2 separate regions of the Mus musculus genome follow, and region 1 is linked to region 2. A link is a loop called in an ENCODE intact Hi-C map of the cell type or tissue named here. Cell type or tissue: heart. All regions are shown on one strand.

The links. A loop is a pair of places that touch in the nucleus more often than their neighbours do. Peaks named below come from ENCODE experiments on the same cell type or tissue, not always from the same donor. Only the 100,000 strongest peaks of a DNase experiment are listed, where the experiment ranks them.
Region 1: a loop joins it to region 2, with 12 times the contacts of the local background. A loop is called at or near these places in 12 of 42 quality-filtered maps.

What each region holds. Positions count from the first base shown.
Region 1 is chr15:77,405,991-77,408,490 of GRCm38, reverse strand. The region is part of intron 1 of Apol9a (apolipoprotein L 9a); the gene reads left to right. Among named protein-coding and RNA genes, the nearest start is that of Apol9a, 3.8 kb to the left of the region's middle. In heart, no CTCF peak of the experiment used is centred here; no DNase peak of the experiment used is centred here; H3K27me3 peaks cover 211 bases.
Region 2 is chr15:77,725,737-77,728,236 of GRCm38, reverse strand. No RefSeq gene overlaps it. Among named protein-coding and RNA genes, the nearest start is that of Apol9b, 2.1 kb to the left of the region's middle. In heart, a CTCF peak has its summit at 944 (motif pointing left); no DNase peak of the experiment used is centred here.

The DNA.
Region 1 (2,500 bases), 320 kb after region 2:
GAGCCATTATCCTCTTGAGATGAGGCCACTAAGTTAACAAGATGTCATCTTCCTGGAAACAGCCTGACTGCAATGGCTTAATAGAGAAGCCAACCTTTGGCAGGGTGCATCATAGCTCTCTTCAAAGGCATGGAAGCAAAGTGTTTCTGTGCTGTTGGTGTCCGCCAGCCCAAAGATGCAGAGGGGCTCCTATGAGAAGGTGAACCTGAGGTGGATGCTCTCAGTGCTGGGGAAGGCTCACCATGGAGACCAAGGCAAGAGGCAGATTGGTGAAAGATCAGGGCTATGAGAGGAAGGTCTGGGGGAGTCTAGATGTGTGCTGCACAAAATGTGGGCTAGCCATGTCCACGGAATTTCTCTATCCTTCTGTCTAAAGAGAAAGAAAGCCAAGAGAGGACCCCACCATGGTGTACTGTTTTCAGAAAAGTAAGGGAGGGACTTCACTCTTGGTCTCCGTTGCAGGGTGGTTCCATAGGATCTTGGGGCTATAACACATGACCTGCAGGGATGCAGTTTGCAAAGGGAAATATTCACAGAACTCATCACAGGAGACTGGGAGGCCTCAGAGCATGGCTCAGGCGCTAACTTTACCTTTGGGTAAGATCTTCTTTGTGCACAACAAGATGTCCTCACAGAGCGAAACAGAGCAAGCAAGCAGACTTCATGCTTGCACCCTCTTCTCAGAGACCTCATCTGCACGCAGCCTAGGAGTGCAGCCTAGGAGTGCAGCCTAGGAGCTCAGTTGATACTTAGCTGTCATTCCTCACACACAGTTCCCATCCCCAGGGAGCCGCCAGAACCTTCTTCCCATCTCTGCCTTTCATGTGTTGACTTGATTCTTTTTCATAGCTGCGTCCTCGGTTTCTCACGGTCACCTTGGACACCACAGGGCACAGGGGGCACCGCCCTGGCTGGGATGAGGGAGACAGAATGGAGCTGGGTGATTGATCTCATTAGGGAGCAGCTGCAGGGCTCAGGAAAAGACTGGGTCCTGTGAATTAAATCTTTTAGAGTCTTGGCAGCCACCCTGGAGGGAGCCTTGGAACAACCAGATTCATGGCCACCTGCCTGCCTTTGCTACAGGAGTCGCCACTTTACCCCACACTGTGACTCTTCTTCCATACAGTCTGAGCACCTGGCGAGCGTTAAGGAAAACCTCTCAAAGACTCTGTGCCTGGACCAAGGATTCAGAAGCTTTCACGGCCTCTTGAGGCAGCCACAGCTCTGCACCTTACCTGTGCGCTGCTCTCAGAATAGACCTGGTGGCCGCCACAAAAGACAAGGATGAGGCCACCAAGGACCAAAGCCAGTGCCCTGATTCTGGGTCTGTAGGGATCCACCTCATAGCCCAATCTGGGGCATAAGAGGGGCAACTTCCCCTTTACCTTGTCCTCTTTGGTGTGACCAGAAGACCCTGAGGATGTGGAAGACAGCAGGCTACGTGGCTTAGTCACAGCTCCCAAAGTCAGCACAGATCAATGACTGCCCTGCGTTATTTGTGAGAATCTAAAGACCGTAAAGCTTCCATTGAGGAAGAAAGACTTCTCTTGGAATCTGGTCCAAAGAGAGCGATTTGGGGCTCTGTAATCTACATAGAGCCTTGCACTGTGACTATAATACAAAAACAATATCCAGCCTTACTGTATCTTACTGTAGTATTCAACATACTCTGATATCAATTCAATTTCCTCTGAATGTTCTTCTTGAGCAAAAAAAAAAAAAAAAAAAAAAAAAAACAGGTCAGAACTAGATAGGCTGCAAGTCACACGTGAGGGTGTAGGCACCACAGTGTCTGATGTGCCGGATGTCTGTGGTGGATGCAAACCCCAGCACCACAGTGTCTGATCACAGTTCTGATCACAGTGTCTGAGAAGCCGGATGTCTGCGGTGGATGTAAACCAGTGCTGAGTTTTTCCCTCTTCTCTGTGCTCAATCTTTACTCTCTGTTGGCTCTAAGCTGCAAACAGTTCATTTCCCTGCAAAGCGAGGTGGTATCTCCCAGTGCATGAGTCGTCTTGGCTCTGATCCCACAACACCACAGGGTGAGGGCTCGGACACGGTCTGCCTTTTCCCTCAGCTCTGGATGCTGATGTCCGTACGGAAGGTGAGTTAGGTTGGTTACTGCACCGGCTGGTTTTGTGTGCCAACAAGCTGCAGTTATCACAGAGAGAGGAGCCTCTCCCTTCAGGAAATGCCTCCATGAGATCCAGCTCTAAGGCATTTTCTCAATCAGTGTTGAATGGAAGAGGGCCCAGCCCACTGTGGCGTGGTGGTCCTGGGTTCTATAAGAAAGGAGGCTGAGCAAGCCAGGGGAAGCAAGTCAGTAAGCAGCACCTCTTAGCTCCCCAACTCGCCTCCTGGTCATGATGTGTGCACAGGAATAGAAACCCTGAATAAGTCAGTTATGGTGAGGGCGACAGTCCTGGGGTGCAGAGGGAGCAGGCTCATTGTGCCCTCCCAATACCTCTGCTGGGGGTTTTGCATGAAGAAAGAGGGAAAA
Region 2 (2,500 bases):
GGTCTGAAGTTCAAATCCCAGCAACCACATGGTGGCTCACAACCATCTGTAACAAGATCTGACGCCCTCTTCTGGAGTGTCTGAAGACAGCTACAGTGTACTTACATATAATAAATAAATAAATCTTTAAAAAAAAAAACATTTGGGAGAGGCAATGGCTTAGACCTCAGGATTCCTGGACTTGCCAAGACTCAAAGTATGACTCAGCATTGGACCTTAGACTTGTGACCGTACTTAGTTTGATGGTGGGTAGGTAGTTCCGTTCCCAGCACCCATATCAAGTGGGTTGTAACCTCCTGTAACTTCAGCTCCAGGGGATTTGACGCCCTGCTATGATCTCTGAGGGTACTGTAAGCAACTGGAGCACACACTCTCTCTCTCTTACACACACACACACACACACACACACACACACACACACACCACTGATATTTAAAGAAACAGTAGTATTTATGAAATTTAGCATTAATGTTATTCCTGTTTTTCTGCCTCTCCAAAATCCCTTGCTCTGTCTCTTTTCTTCATGAACATGGGTTTAGTTAGACAGTGAGCAAATCCACAACAAGATGCAGAACCATTAAAATGTCCACAACATCTGAGAGGCATCCTTACAGGGGACTCAGAGAAAAGCATAGCATGAACTGGTACATTAGTGCAGTACTGAATAGACACAGGGTAGGGCATCAGGACCCTGCTGCGTCTTTACCTTAAGGAGAGAAATAAGGGTCTCAGCCTCCAGGTACACAAGTGGAGCCCATCCTAATTGGACACCCTGAAGGTCTGCTAAAGGACAGCTTGGTTGACCAGTGATATGGCAAGAAATGCCACCCCGGGTGGCTGCCACTTCGGAGGTGGGGATTCTGAAGCCTATGCAACCTTGTAATGGCTTAGGAATCAGAGGGTGAGCACCATCGCCACCTAGTGGAATTTGGGTGAGGAGGTCAGAGGCATTTTGCTACTCTGGTTTTTGTATCTGTCCAGTCCACATCATGGAGTCAAGGTATTTGGACCTAATTCACCTGATGGCAGAGCCCTGGTAGAGTGTCCTGGTGTTGGATCTGGGTCCTCACATCTGGGACCAGAGTAGATGTTGTTCTTTTCCATCCTCTAAACGTACCAGTTCCCTTCAATGGATGTTCTTCTTGTTCAAACCATCCACCATCCTCTCACTTTCCACCCAAAGATCTTCAATGCACAGTTATCATGAAGGGAGTCCAGTGGTCCAGGCACAAAGGGAAACTTCAGCACTTGATATCTGATGCACCCGGTGCCCAGGGGACATCTCAGAAAGAATGTAGTGTAAGAAACAGGTGATAATTGGCCAAGAAGTGAAACATGTTATTCAGATGAGAGGAGGCTAAAAGGTGACCATGGCTCTGGACTTCTTCAGGACACTGAGAGTCTATTGCAGGCCACCCAGGAACATGGGCCGATGGACAGGGACACAGTGAGGAGCCTTCAGCAGAGTGTCAGACACTCAAGAACTCACTGAGCACTGCCGGCTCCTTGGGAGGACAGAGGGATAGGGATCAGTTTGCAGACCGGAAGCTCTTGCTCCTGGGTAGTGAGGGCTTCCACTCAGATGCCCTGTGGGTGAATGGAGAATTGATCCTCGGTGTGGACTCACACAGAGCTTCCTCATAACTGGCCTCAGAGTCTCCATAACTGGAAACTCTGAGGACAGTCTCTGAAGGTCTCAGCAGAAGGTTCTGGCAGGACTAACCTATCACTCGAGCAGTGGAATGGAGAACGTGTCATTTTTATCCACTGTTGCTCGTCCCTCTCTCATTCCTCACAGTCAGGAAGTGTGCTCCAGACCCGTTCCTTAGTAAGCCTCATGTGAGGCCGTTACTGCTGGAGGTGCCACTGGGCATCCCTGGGTTCAGCACTCAGATTTAGCACTAAACTGTGGGACTTTGTCTAAAGGCAATGGAAGCCTTCAGGAAGCTGAAAGCAGTATTTAACCAAACCTGTACTCTCAAGGGCCAAGAAAGCCCCCGTTGGAACAGGTGCAGGGCCAGTGCCATGGGGAGAGAGTTCTGGAAGCTCTTGCATGAGTCAAGGGGAGTCCCACAGCAGAAAGGTGGAGGATCTGTCTCTCATTGTCCCTCTGCAGCTGGCCCTACATAAACCTGTATAGAGTCCCCTGGGCCTAGCCATTCCTGGCCTTGCATGATGGCTGAGGAATGCCCCTGTGCCCAGCCAGGCCAAACAGCAGGCATGGGTTGCAACCATTGTACCAGTGTGGTCTGTAGATGGCAGAGACCAAAGGGAGTGCGTGACTGAGGGAGAGAGAGTGAGCGCACAGGAGGCCATGGAGGACTTGGTTCCATCATTATATATCATTGATGCAGGTTCACAGTGAAGGGAAGTCACACATCTGGTACTCAGGGAGCCAGTCAGCTGACACAACACAGGCTCAGTGTGTCATGGCAGGGATCCAACTTGGCTTGACTGCAGGAATCTTGAGATGCAGGCTTTAGGAGTGGCAATTAGTTGT